Regions from separate parts of the Homo sapiens genome. Here region 2 is linked to region 1. A link is an interaction called in ENCODE POLR2A ChIA-PET data of the cell type or tissue named here. Cell type or tissue: A673. All regions are shown on one strand. Links, peaks and the distances in the headings refer to the core of each region. The heading gives the core; the rest is flanking DNA.

Region 1 (7,345 bases), core at 992-5,991:
AAGATATTCAAGTTCTCTGGCTTCAGTTGCCTCATTAATAAAATCGGATTAAAAACAAGTTTCCTCACCTGGTTGCTGTGAAGATTGAAGGAAGTACTATCTATAAGCATTGTGTTTGCTACATAGGTAAAGCTCAGGAATAATTTTTTAAAAATGTAAAGTTGCATGACATATGCATAAACATTTCATCTGTTTCACAAATATCCTGTGACAAAGTGATGGCTTGCAAAATAATGAAAGGAGACAATAGCAGATGGTTTTTCACTGATATGAAAATAGTGGGGTTTTTTTTCCATCACAGAATTATGAGTTGGTCAGAGGAAAGAATGGTGAAGATTTCAGTAAAGAGTAACCCAAATGTCTGAATAAAATCTGCAAAAACAATTTTCTTCCCGAGGACTGGAAGTGGCATGGACAGTTGGGCAATAAAAGAACAGCAGTGATTTTCTGCTCCATTTCTACAACAACAACAAAAACACGATGGTGGAAAACAATGCCAAGTGGAAATCTTCATTCCTTGGGGATAGAAAAACACATCCTCTTCTTTAAGAACTATAACCACAGATTGCAGCAACAAGATGCGCAGAGAAAAGCTTGGTTGGGTTGAGCCAACCGTATGCGGCAAATGATTAAAAAGATGGTGTCCCTCTGGGAGAGCAGAGGGCCAGTCACCAGGAGGAGCAAGAGGAACAAAGAGCTCTCATTCACATCCGCAATGCTGACGGGACGTGCGTTTTCCTCAGCAAACTGGCAAGCTCCCTGGAAAGGGAAGATTAATACGAGCAGGGAATACGAACTCTCTCCAGCAAACCGTGCCCATTGTCAGCCTGGGGAGAGTGCTGAGGAATGAATGGATGGTCATTGATCCTGGACTAGGAGGACTTGAATGAATTCCTTCCCCTGATTCCCAACTCCCCCTACCTTGATTTAACTCACACGCAGCAATTCTCATTTATCCAATGTCCCTGGGCAAGAGCTAGTCCATGTGAATTCATTTTACCAAAAACTGAGCTGATCTGTTTGAATTTCAGATGTACGCTTAATTAAGGTTTCACTTTCTTTGGTAGAAATCTTTTAAAAATTAACGTCAGAGCTCTTTGCCCTCTGGAAGTACAGGGAACTTTACTGAGATGGCCCAAGAGGGAGCACCGAGTGCAGAGTGCACACCTGGGTGCTCAGCCTCACCCCGCGCTGTTGCTTTGCTCATTTATTTCTATTTATGAATCAAGGTTGTTAATGTGAATGTCATTAATGCAATAATACCTCTATAGAGGCAGACAGGGTGGGAGACAAGGCTGAGGAGGGACAGAGGGCTGTGCTTCTCCAGTATTCTCGTCCATGCTGTCCAACCCTCACACCCTGAACCAGGAGGCTGGTATTGGTCATTTCTGGGTCCTCTCGTCCCGCCTACTCCTGCTCATCCAGACTCATGGCTTTCAATGCCATCTATATGTTCATGCCTTCCCTCAACGACAGACTTGTTTATACATCTGCCTACTAGGAAGCTCCGTGAGGATGTTGAATCAGTAACTCAAGCGAAACAGCCCCAGACTCAGCCTTGCTCCAATTCCCCAGACCTCTTCCTCCCACTCTGCCGCATCTCAGCAAGGACAACTCCATCCTTCCAGTTGCTCAAGCCCAACAACTTGAAGTCATCCTTGACAGTTTTCTTTCCACACTCCCTACCTCCAGGCCCTCAGTAAATCCTGTAAGCTCCACCTGCAAAATACAGTCTACAGAGGCTGACTGCTTCTCACCTTGCTGCTGCTCCCACTTCTGGCCACACTGCTACTGCTCTTTCCTGGATTACTGCACAGCTTCCTGCCTGGCCTTTCAGCTTCTGGCCTTGTCTCCCTGTTCTCAACACAAAAATCAGTCATCCTTCTAATCACGTTGCTCTGCAAAGTCAAACTCCTGTCAGTGGCCTGCAAGGTCCGAGGGATCTGAATCCTCATTCCTTCTCTGTCCTCATCTCCTCAGACTCTTCCCCTGCGCTCAATCAGCTTCATTCACCACCCAAGCTCCTTGCTGTTCCCACTCAGGGCCTTTGCGCCCACTTGCTGCTTCCTCTGCCCGCAATACTGTTCACCTGAATATACATGTGACTCCTCCCCCGACTTCAGGTCCTTACTCAAACATCGCTCTCAAGTGAGGCCTTACCTGGCTACTTTATTTAAACATTGACATGGTTTGTCTGTGTCCCCACCCAAATCTCGTCTTGAATTCCCACGTGCTGTGGGAAGGACCCAGTGGGATGTAATTGAATCCTGGGGGTCAGGTCTTTCTTGTGCTGTTCTCGTGATAGTGAATATGCCTCATGAGACCTGATGGTTTTATAAGAAGGAGTTACCCTGCCCAAGCTCTCTCTTTGCCTGCCACCATCCACATAAGATGCGACTTGCTCCTCCTTGCCTTCCATCATGATTGTGAGGCCTCCCCAGCCATGTGAAACTGTAAGTCCATTAAACCTCTTTCTTTTGTAATTTGCCTAGTCTCGGGTATGTTTTTATCAACAGTGTGAAAACGGACTAATACAAACATCCACCCACACCCACCCAATGCCCTCTTTCTCTCCTTATTGTATTTTAACATGTGTCACTACCCTACATAAGATAACGCACACATATATATCTTTTTCATTGTCTGCCTTTGCCAATGAGAATGTAAGCACCATGAGAACAGGGAGTTTTTTTCTTTTTTTTTTTTTTTTTTTTTTTTTGAGATGCAGTCTCACTCTATTGCCCAGCCTGGAGTGTAGTGGCACTATCTCAGCTCTCTGCAACCTCTGTCTCCTGGGTTCAAGTGATTCTCCTGCCTTAGCCTCCCTAGTAGCTGGGGTTACAGGCATGCACCACCAGCCTGGCTAATTTTTGTATTTTTAGTAGAGATGGGGTTTCACCATGTTGGCCAGGCTGGTCTCAAACTCCTGACCTCAAATAATCCCCCTGTCTTGGCCTCCTAAAGTGCTGGAATTATAGGCGTAAGCCACCATGCCTGGCCAGTTTTTTTCTATATTGTTCACTATTATTTCCCCAGCCCCCAGAATAGTACCTGCACATAACATGTCATCAATAAATGTTTGTCAAATGAATAATTTTTTTACTATAGTCATTAAGCCTGCATCTAGAAATGCAGGGTAGTGATTATAAACATGGATTTTAAAGTCACACAAATATAGATTCCAAAACCTGCTCTAACCCCATTTTAGCTGTGTGACCTTGGGCAAGGTATTAATACTTTTATCATTGTTAAAATAGGTACGATGATGTACAAAAGAGGAAGCAAAGCACTGAACACAGAACCTGGCAAGCTGTAATCATCTGGCACATCTGAACTGTCTGGGTGGTGTCTCCGCTGCTACCGCCTCAGTGCAGGTTTCCATCATCTGTTGCCTGTTGACCATGAAACTCCCAACTCAATCCTCTCACTCCAGCCTTCCTCAAACCCCAGTGTCTTCCACATACTAGGACCAGAGTGATCCTCTGAACATAAAACTGATTGATAACAGATCATCCAAATGGACTAATAATTGACCAATTAATAATTGACAATCAAAAAATTCTCTCCTCAAAAAAAAAGGCAAGAAAACTGGCAAAAAATGTCAAAATCAACTTTTCTAGAACTCTGAAAGTTAACCACCAAAGGCTTGGAATAATCCGGGAAGCTTTTATTTAATTAAAATGGCTGAGTCTTGGTATGAACAGCAAACTTTGTGGTGTTTCAACTTGCCCTATTCCTATCTCCCTATCTCCCACGTGGTGGTTCCCTAGAAAACTAACAATCACAGTAAAAGACAGCAGCCTGGTAGCTATCAGAGAGAGAGAAATGGAGTCGGGGGTCCTTTAAAGCCTCATTCCCATGGAATCGTCATTAGTTAGCCTCTCTAGTAGTCCCCTGGAAGACTGCACTTATAAGGTCATCTTTATTAGACCTGACTTAGAGCTCACCTAGTGCAAAAGGCTTTTCTCCAGGGGTGTTTGTAAAAAAATAAAAATAAAAAAATTAGAGACTGTTGTTTAACTTTCTGGCTGGGTGCTTTGTGGCTGCCTAAGGCTGTGGATCACAGTTGGGCAGACAATAAGCTGATCAAAAACCATAAAAGTAAAATCTGGGGAATGAGCTCTCCATGGGGTCTTAGACAAGCTTCACCCACTTTCTGGGCATCTAGAAGGTCATGGGCATGTGTAGGACTCTGCATGTGTCCAGGGCTGTGCACATGCTCAGAAAAGACCTAAGAAGGCCCCAAGAGCTCACTTCTGGCTGATCTTGGGGCTCTGTAAAACCAGAAAGTGAAAGCTAAGGCACAGTTTCAACTGCCTGGCTGAGTGTTGAAGGAGTGTCCAACGTGCACACACAGCAGCTTTCCAAGGACTGGGAGATTTACTGGTCACTGGCGTTCAAGGAAACCTCTGTCCATTCATTAACTGACCACTGAGCTGATTGAGCAGAGAGCTCAGTGGCTAAACATGATAAAGAATATAGACTTTACAGAAGATATTTAGAAATATCCCTGAGTAAAATAATAGCAACAAACAGCAACAACAACAGGCCCAGGGGATGGAGCAGAATCTGACTTCCAGAGAGCCTATCAGGGAACTTCTGGGCCTCTAAAGTCGTGTGAGCCAATTCCCATAATAAACTTAAAAATGCTTTGAGATGAATGAAAATGAAAACACAACATAGCAACAATGAAGGATGCACTAAAGCAGTGCTTATAGGGAATTTCGTAGCTGTAAACATGTATTTTTAAGAAAAAAGGAAAAGTCTCATATTAATAATCTAACATTCCATCCTCAGAAATTAGAAAAACAAACTAAACCCAAAAATAAGCATCAGGAAGAAAATAATAAAGATTAGAAAGAAAATAAATAAAATGGAGAATTTTTAAAATAGAGAAAAATCGATAAAACCAAATGATCTCCAAAATCACAAAACATTTAACTAAACTGACCAAGAAAAAAAGAGAGAAGACTCAAATTACTAAAATCAGGTACGGAGAAAGGGCATTACTTGCAAAACTAGAGTTTGAAGGAAATACTACAAGCAGTTATATGCCAACAAATTAGATAACCTAGATGAAATGGACACATTTATAGAAACGCACAAACTGCTGAAACTCAGAAAGAGAAAAATCTGAATATACCTATAACAAGAAAGATGTTGAATTAGTCATCAAAAAATGTCCCACGAAATAAAAGCCCATGACCAGATGGCTTCACTGATGAATTCTACCAAACATTTAATGAAGAATTAACATCAATCTTTCACAGATTCTTCCAAAAAATAGAAGAGGAGGGAACACTTCCCAGAAGCTGTCTCAGAGGCTGCCTGTCAAAATACTCTATTCTGAGTCTAAATCCTCAACACAGCATTGCCAGTTTTTTATAATCCGGCCCCTGCACCACCTACCCCACCCTCGTGCGTGTGGCGCTCTAAACTTCCTCTGTTGTTTCTAAGAGTGCACCATGCTCTCTTCTCACCTCCCGGCCTTCATACCCACCGTTCCTTCTGACTGGTATAGCCTCTCTGCCTCCCCTTCTCTACTGATTCCCGTCCATCTTTTGAGACAGCCCCTCCGCAGGAAATTTCCCTGCACCCTCCTGACTGTGTGAGGTGTCTCTCCCGGGGGCACCCACACCACGTGCCTATGCTCCTGCAGCACTTCTGACTCTGGAAAAAAATATGTCCATGCATTTATCTGCCTCTCTTCCCAGTCCTGGAAGACAGGAACGGTGATTCCAATAGCTTGCAGGGTGCTTCTCACTAGCAAGGCACATCAACCTTTGCTGAATAAACGACCTCAGGATAAGGTAAGGCATTCCTAAATTACTGCTGTTTCTGGGACTAATTTTGATAATTTTATCCTAGTCCCAACAAGGACTCTCCCTTTGTAGAGACAGCATTCACAACAAAATGAATCTTTCTCAAGACTAAAATAAAGAAAAGAGCATTTCCAGGTTCAGACCTGCTCACAGAGTAAAATAGACAAGGCCAGTCCATGCCTGTCTGAGTACACGAGCTGCATTCTCTGTGAGTGCCCCGGTCACCTCTTGGGACACAGCCCACCAGCAGCAGCCTTGCCTGAGACCACACGGTGCTATGTGGGTGCTGGAGATGCCAGGAGGCAAGGCGGGAGGCATGGGAGGCACCGGCCTGGTTCCTAAGAAGCTCAAGTGTCCAGTGAGGAGAAATGGGCTGGAAAGTAGAAAAAGACAACGTTGTTTCCAGGAAAACTAAAATCAAAGTCAAGGAAGTGAGGCCAGCAGTCACTGCTCTAAGATGCAGGGGCTGTCCTCAAGGTGGCCAAGGAGCTCCAGGAAGGCAAGACTTTAGGGAGAGGAGAAACTGAGAAAGGCTTGAAGGTCAGAAAGAAAGCAGTGTGTTGGAAGGTAACGAGAAGGGGCAGGGGAGAGACAAAGGAGACGCATTTGGGAGGGTTTTAAATACTTTGCTAGTGAATTTTATTTTTTGCCTGTTTAATTAATTTAAACCTGCTAATGAATTTAACTTTTCATTATGGGGGCCATTAAATATTTTTGGGCCAAAGAGAAAGTGACGTGCATGCCAAGAGGTGTTTGATGAAGATGAAGCAGGCAGGAGTCCATAGGTGGTGGTTAGAGAGTAGAGCCGGGGGGCCCGGCAGTCCAGACTCCAGGTAGCTTGGCCCTAACAAGAAAGGAGCCAGCGGGAGAAATATCAGGCAAGTAACTTGCCCTGGTCCTGCAGCGGCAAGGTGGCAGTGAAGCTGGGACATGAACCCAGGGGTCTGACTCCAGCAACCTCACCCTTTGCTGCTAGGCACACCTGCATGGCAGCCTCCTAGCTGTACCTTTCAAATAGCTGTGAGCAGCTTAAGGCTTCAATAGCTACATAGATGCATTTCTAGCAAGTGACAAGAGTGCTATTAATTATGCTAATGTAAGGGTCATTATGCATTTAAGTGCAACGCTAGTCTCTTACAAACACTAAAGGAGTGGAATTGGTCTTCTTCCCTTTCCACATACCCGACAGTTGCTTAAGACAGTCTTCCGCCACACTAGGTACTTCGTAAATGTCCATTGAGTGGAAAAGTCCAGTGGCCAGCGGAAGTCACTAGAGTGAGGCTGTGTGAGTCCAGACACTTTCATGTGTCATATCTATAGGTTTCCATTTGGAGGCTGAATGACATCCACGATGCCCTCTGTCCTCTTTCACCGACACGCTGCACAGGTGGTTTCTTCACAGGCCTGTTTCCTGAAGGACGTCCATAGGTGGGGCCCAAGTGACCATTAAAAAAAATGGTTCAACTGGGAATTGGCACCTTTTTGCTTGTGTCCAGTAACTTTTTAAAAGTTGAATATATTGT
Region 2 (7,345 bases), core at 1,334-6,333, 310 kb after region 1:
GTAGAAATCTTCACAATAAAAAATCCAGATATTTGGCTTCTTTTGAAAAGTGAGAGATCTGATAAGGTTGGGTTCACATTTCCACATGGGGAGGATGGTTGGAATGAAGAGTAACTGCCTCCCTCAAAGAGGTCAGGGTTCTCAAGTTTACCACAGTCCCCGCCATTCCCTAAGTGGTTAGCCTGACTTTTCACCCAATCATATCACCTCCCTGGCCCCTGCAGACATTTGAGTTGGGGCCTAAGCATTTCATATGATTGTAAACTGTAATTCTGAAATTTTCTTGATCAGAGATTCTTTTTATAGGAAACACTTATTGTCATCATACAAACCATAGAGTGGGAAACTGAGAAACAGAACTGTTGTGATATCGCAGGTGGCATGTACTTTTTTTTTTTTTTTTTTTTTGAGACACAGGTAGCATGTACTCTCTCTCAGTTTTTTTATTTTGAGACAGAGTCTTACTCTTTTGCCCAGGCTGGAGTGCAGCCTCATTGCGACCTCAGCCTCTCAGGCTCAAGCTCAGCCTCCCGAGTAGTGGGATTACAGGCGCAAGCCACCACACTCAGCTAATTTTTTGTATTTTCAGTAGAGATGGGGTTTCACCATGTTGGCCAGACTGGTCTCGAACTCCTGACCTCAAGTGTTCTGCCCACCTCAGCCTCCCAAAGTGCTGGGATTACAGGCCTGAGCCATCGCGCCCAGCCAGCATGTACTCTTGAGATGAGGAAGAGAGTGGCTGTGCTGCCAAGAGAGGATGTCTTATGGCCCAGACAAAAGACTAGACAACAAGCTTTATTTAGCATGTGTCTCCCATGTGCTAAGCACTATACATAGAGTATTTTGTTTATGGCTGGTGTGATGGCTCACGCTTGTAATCCCAGCATTTTGGGAGGCAGAGGTGGGTGGATCACTTGAGCCCAGGAGTTCAAGACCAGCCTGGCCAACATGGCAAAACCCCAGCTCTACTAAAAGTACAAAAGTATTAGCTGAGTGTGGTGGCGTGTGCCTGTGATCCCAGATACTAGGGAGGTTGAGGCACGAGAATCACTTGAACCCAGGAGGCGAAGGTTAGAGAGAGCCAAGATCATACCACTGTGCTCCAGCCTGGGCAAAAGAGCGAGATTCTGTCTCAAAAAAAAAAAAAAAAGATTTTGTTTAATCCTAACAGTAATCCTATAAGGCCAGGATGCTTATCTGTCTTTTACAGGCAATACTAAGGGAGGCTCAGAGAGATTCGTTGAATTGTCCAAGGTCACACAGCTAGTTAGCAACAATATTGACCCAGTTCTGAGTCCAAAGCCTTGTGTTTTCTCCACTAAAGCCATATGATCTTGCGGTTATTAGCCTAGCTAATAAAATAAAAACGGTATCACATTTCCCCACCTAAATATGCATCACAGCCCCATAGGAATACTGACATACGTTTGAAATGCACAGTTCACATTCTTGGCTTTCAAGGTCTTTGAATAGGACCCTTACAGTTTGCATATATAAAATCTGAAAAAAGTTTAATGAAACAATACCTACCATTGTTGCGATGGACTCCGATTTTTTTTTCCTTCACATTTTAAATTTACTTCCCAATCCATCCATAGGCCCTGCGGTTTGTGAAACATGGAATTAGAGCAACAGTAAAGAAGTTCCATTTCCCATCCAGGGTAACATCAGGCCTAACTGACAAGTGCAGGTGCTGAGGCTGATTGAATAGGACAGAAAGGAGCAGCCAGGGGAGATGCCGAGCACCCAGAGCCTGCAGCCAAGCTCCCCAGCAGACCAAATGAAGCTTGTGCCAACACAGTGGGCCTGTCCCAAGCCCAGAGAAAGGCTCTGAAGACAGAAAAGGGGACTGCCTTGCTCTGCCAGGGAGGCCCAAGACAAAAAACAGCATTCCAGGCCAGAGAATGCCAGGAAATGCAAAGATGCTTGCAAATTTCTGAAGCCTGGGAGAGAAATCCTAGCAGACCTGACAAATATCTTCCTCACCTGAGTGAGGCTCCCCACCTTGGATTTGCCTCTAACTAAAATCACAGGCTGGAAATGCAGAAGTCCCTCTGCCAGTGAGGAGCTGGACCGGTTGGGACAGACAGCCTTACCATCCAAGTTACCAGGCCTCTTTGTTTAAAAAACACTGAGTGCCCAAAGCGGTTTGTAAGGGTAAACAGAGGGTGACTGCTAACCCATACCTGAAGGTGTTAAAGAAAAAAAAAATCAACAACAAAAAACGTGTATGCTTTTTCTGAAAGGTTGCTGTTGATCCTTGTTGTAAGGTTTCCTTTTGACTTACAAGAATGGAAATGAGGAAGTAGGAAAGAGATAGCATGGTTCACTACAGTCTAACATAAGTACTACCAGCAAATTGATAGTCATGTTCAGAAATGAACTCTGCATTGAACACACTCATGGCATTTGACCAGTGATTTTGCTTCTAGGAAATATTCAGAAATAAGTAAAAAGTGGCCAGGCATGGTGGCTCACTCCTGTATTCCCAGTACTTTGGGAGGCCAAGGCAGGAGGATCACTTGGGCCCGGGAGTTCAAGGCTGCAGTGAGCTGTCATTGTACCTGTGAATAGACACACTCCAGCCTGGGGACAGAGTGAGACCCTGTCTCTAAAAAGAATTATTTTTAATTAAAAAAATTATGAATTGCAGCATTATTTATAATGTGGAAACAACCTAGATGTCCAATGAGAGGTTTGGCTAAATGCATTTTAATCTGCCTTTATGATGCATTATTATCATTATAACACTATCAAATTCTTATGAATACTAAACTGAATGCCTTGCAAAAATATACACAATATCTTGTGAGAAAAACTATTTTCAGAAGGATCCCTGTTTGAAAAAGAGTATGTATGAATCCAGAAAAGACTGAAAGAATATACTAATAAATGTTAATCATATTTATTTCTGATGGAAGATAATCTTTGCTTTCTTTTTCTTTTCTTTTTTGAGACAGGTTCTTGCTCTGTTGCCCAGGCTGGAGTGCATTGGCACAATCATAGCTCACTGCAGCCTCAAACTCTTGGGCTCAAGTGATCTTCCCACCTCAGCCTCCCAAAGTGCTGGGATTATAGGCATGAGCCACACGGTGCCCAGCCCCCAAATCCCAATTTCTTTTTTCTTTTCTTTTCTTTTCTTTTTTTTTTTTTTTGAGACAGAGTCTCCCTCTGTCACCTAGGCTGGAGTGCAGTGGCGCGATCTCAGCTCACTGCAACCTCTGCCTCCCGGGTTCAAGCGATTCTCGTGCCTCAGCCTCCCAAATAGCTGGGCCAAATCCCAATTTCTAAGAGAAGAAATGTGCTACTAGAGGACTCAAAGATTCAGATAATTTTACAAATTCAGCATTACTCTAGAAACTGTTCCCTATGGGGAAATATTCCCTGTAAAGATAAATATGCACATTTATCATAGCTCTAAACTTTTACCTCTTGTCACTATTGATGTGTCTTCTCTAATAGCTATTCATTCTTTCCCTGTAATTTGGACCTTAGTCCGAATCTTTGCTTCTCTTCTGCTCTCTTTAAGACCTCAGTGACCAACTCTTCTTAGAGGCGTTTTAAACACTGTCATTATGTAAATGACCCTTGATTTCCATTCCAGCCCCAGGCTGTATCCTGGACTTCAGACTCCTATTCCCACCACTCACCAGTTTTGCAAGCTCTCCAGTTTGCCCTCTAAACCTTACCTCTTTCCGATTTCACTACCTGCAGAATTCCCACACTGGCTCAAATTCTAGCAGTTGTTTTTGACTCCCCTTTCTCCTCTCCCCTCACACCAACTTCAGTAACATTTAAGTCACAAGAGTTTTTGAATTCTTTTTTTCACTTCTTTTGTTCTGGCATTTATTATTTTGTGGTTAAGAATGGAGGCTTTGGAACCGGACACCTCTAAGTTTAAAATCCTGGTCCTGGTGCTTACTAGCTGTGTCACCTTGGGCAAAGTGAATGAACCTCTCTGAGCCTCAGCTGCTTCCATAAAATGATGATATCACCTTTGCAAGAGTGTTGTGAGTTTCAATGAGCTCATATACCTAAAGAGCTCAGCCTACAGTGTAAATCGCTTAGAACACTGTAAATGATCAACAGATGTTGGATGTTATTATAATTTTCCTAATGCATACAGCTCCACTGCTTTAAAAACTTTTTATTTAATTACAATGTTTTCTTCCAAATTAACTACAAAATCCTCTTCTGGCCCTCAGGGCCCTCCCTAATCTGGCAGTTTCTCTCTTGCTTTCCCTCCTGCTGCCCTCCTGATTTCTAATCAAACTGGACCTTGTACTTTCCCACCTTCAAGATTCTGGTCACACTGTTTCTCTGGCCTGTAATGTCCTTCCCCCTCCTCTGCTGCTAAAACCCAATCTCTCCTTTTAAATATTTACTGTGTGACAATAAAGATGCTTTCGGAAGTTAAAGCATGTGATTTTCTACATATAACCAGAAATCATAGAAGTTCATAAACTCCTTCAAAATGTATTGCCTTGTGTGGAATATTTACTTTGACACCAAAATATGTATTCGTTAAATTCAATGAATTCAGTCTACGTTTCATTTATTTATATATTTGTTCATTTATTTTAATTTTAGAGATGTGTAGAATATTCACTTTGACAACAAAATGTGTATTCACTAAATTCAATGAATTCAGTCTAGGTTTTCCTTACATATATATTTGTTTGTTTATTTTAATTTTAGAGATGGGGTCTCACTATGTTGCCCAGGCTCAAGGGATCCTCCTGCCTCAGGCTCCTGAATAGCTGGAACTACAGGAGACCACTGCACTCAGCTGTAGGTTTTACATTTGGATGAAACCTATTTAGATTTGCATGAAATTAGCCCAGTTTCACAGGAGCAGTGTGGGTGATGTAGATGCCCTGGGTGAAGCTGGTAGAACTCAGAGAAGGAGAGCCAGGCCTCAGTGAGGACCTGCTCCCTTCTATGTCGGTCGCTCTCACGCAGTGCTATGGTTCCTCTGGCACCTAGTACAGCCACTTTCCCTCCTTCCCTCGCTCCTTTTTCTGTCTCCTCCCCTCCCCGCCCTTCTCTCTCATGCTTGGCAAACACAGTGCCTAAAGTACCTAGTTCCTGGGATTTATACGTGCCAAATGGCTTTGGGGAACAAGTTTTTCTCAAGTCCAAGCATCAAAAGGCACTTATTTCAACACTTCAGGGAAAAGTAGTAACTAAGGAAATCAATAATCTCATCCCAAGCAGAAGAATGGATTTTTGTGAGACTCTCCCTATGGTTTCCTGCTCTGCCTTTTAAAGAGGTGTAATATTAGTCTCTTGAATCTTTTTCCTCTTGTGTGTGTTTTTTTTTCTTTAACCTTACCTTAAGAAATAAATGTAAACTTGCAGGTAGAAACTATGTCCTGACCTAAGTATTATATGATAACAAGTTGTTTTCAAGTACTGTATGTTTGTTAAAGACAATTAGAAGACTCAAAAAAACACTTTCATGTATCTATACATTCTTCAGTGGCTAGAACTGAACTTTCGATCTTTTTCAGAGGGATTTTTTGATGGAGAAAAAAAAAACACACAGATGAGATTAGAAGAAGATCTGCTACAGCAACAGAAAAAGAGAATGCCAAGAAGGGGAAGAGTGAAGGCTGGAGAGCGGAAGCCAATGCCAAAACATTCCGAAGCTACCCAACATCTAAGAAAGGTGGCCTGAGGGAGATTGCAAGCACTAACCGCTAAACGCTAAATGAAGGGTTAGATCTTATCTATGTCCAGAAGGAGTAATAAGAAAGAATGCGTATCTCCAAAAGCTGAAAGATTTGGACAGGACCCAAGGCGGAGGCCTGGCATTTTTCTAAATTGAGATGCCAATCCCATCATACCTTAGGACTATAAGATTCAAGGATGAAGACTGGCTCCCCCGGTGGGGCAAAATCAGTGGATGGGACACAACACATCTGCCATCATGATGAAAACAGTAAACCTCTACTGAGGCTCCACTCTTGAAGCGTGCCTCTGTCAGACCCTAGTTATCCAAGGCTGGTGCTCAAGGGAAAAAGGACGCAGTCTTGGAAGGCCAGGAAGCTTCTGTCTTACTCATTAGCCTGATATGCCAGCTCCATGTAGGTATTCTTAAGTCTTTCTTTTTTTTTTCTTTTGAAATGGAGTCTTGCTCTGTCACCAGTGCAGTGGTGCCTCTTGGCTCACCACAACCTCCGCCTCCCAGGTTCAAGCGATTCTCCTGCCTCAGCCTCCTGAGTATCTGGGACTACAGGTGTGTGCCACCACGCCCAGCTAATTTTTGTATTTTTAGTAGAAACGGGGTTTCACCATATTGGCCAGGCTGGTCTTGAACTCCTGATCTCAAGTGATCTGCCTGCCTCGAGGTATTCTTAGTCTTAAATGTGCTACTGTAGACACATATTATTGTCACATAGGTTAATATTTCTCTTGGAGAAAGAACTGAGGCAGGACACCTGAAGGTACTCTTTCAGGCAACATTTTCACTTAGGAAAGTTCTAAATTGAGTTTGTATCATTCCGTGTCCCTCCTCCTCTCCCTTTCTCTTTTCTCTTCCCTTCTCTCATTGTCCGAAAGATTAAATAAAACAAAAACCTACACACAAAAGCAACAGGGAGATCAAGATGGTAAAGACCAAGCTCATGTTTTATTAGTTAGCAGACAGTGGGGCTCAGGCCGCAAGCGTCTATGGTGGGGCCAGGAGGGGGCAGAAACTAATATTTACTGGGCATTCACCATCTGCTAGGATCATAAATACTTTACCTCATTATAATTATCACATCAAGCCTTTGGGGTGGGTGTTATTTTCCTTATTTTACAGGTGAGGAAATTAAGGTTGCCTAAGCTTACCCAGCTAGTGTTCCAAACCCATCTTTCTGGCTCTGAAGCCAAGTCTGACTCGACACCTTCCATGTCTGTCTCTTTCCCGTTCTGGCCTTTGTCATTAAAACCAACAGTATCAGAAAGATGCACTCCAAAGGTAGCAAATGACATTGGTAGCGACTTCAAGGGTCTTTGCGGGAAATAAAAAAAATAAAATAAAAAGTGAGGTCTTTACCAATTTTTTTTTTTGTTGTTGTTTAAATAGAGACAGAGTCTTATTCTGTTGCCCAGGCTGGAGTACAGTGGTGTGATCATAGCTCACTGTAGCCTTGACCTCCCGGGCTCAAGCCATCCTCATGCCTCAGCCTCCTGGGTATCTAGGACTACAAGTGCACACCACCAACACCAGCTATTTTTTTTTTTTTTCCGTAGAGACAGGGTATAGCTATATCCTGTTGCCCAGGCTGGTCCCGAACTTCTGGCCTTAAGCAATCCTCCTGCCTCGGCCTCCTAAAGTGCTGGAATTATAGTGTGA

What was found. ChIA-PET counts read pairs that join two places held together with the same protein. Peaks named below come from ENCODE experiments on the same cell type or tissue, not always from the same donor. Only the 100,000 strongest peaks of a DNase experiment are listed, where the experiment ranks them.
Region 2: POLR2A ChIA-PET joins it to region 1 with 5 read pairs; 4 of 35 experiments call an interaction of 5 or more read pairs at or near these places.

What each region holds. Positions count from the first base shown.
Region 1 is chr13:30,165,329-30,172,673 of GRCh38, forward strand. LINC00385 (long intergenic non-protein coding RNA 385) reads left to right here. Exons shown (of 2, transcript NR_187533.1): 2 at 3,258-3,703. Among named protein-coding and RNA genes, the nearest start is that of LINC00385, 15 kb to the left of the region's middle. RefSeq lists an enhancer at 4,025-4,294. In A673, for the core only: no CTCF peak of the experiment used is centred there; no DNase peak of the experiment used is centred there; H3K27ac peaks cover 677 bases.
Region 2 is chr13:30,475,732-30,483,076 of GRCh38, forward strand. It overlaps a transcript of HMGB1 not described here. Among named protein-coding and RNA genes, the nearest start is that of HMGB1, 13 kb to the left of the region's middle. In A673, for the core only: no CTCF peak of the experiment used is centred there; no DNase peak of the experiment used is centred there.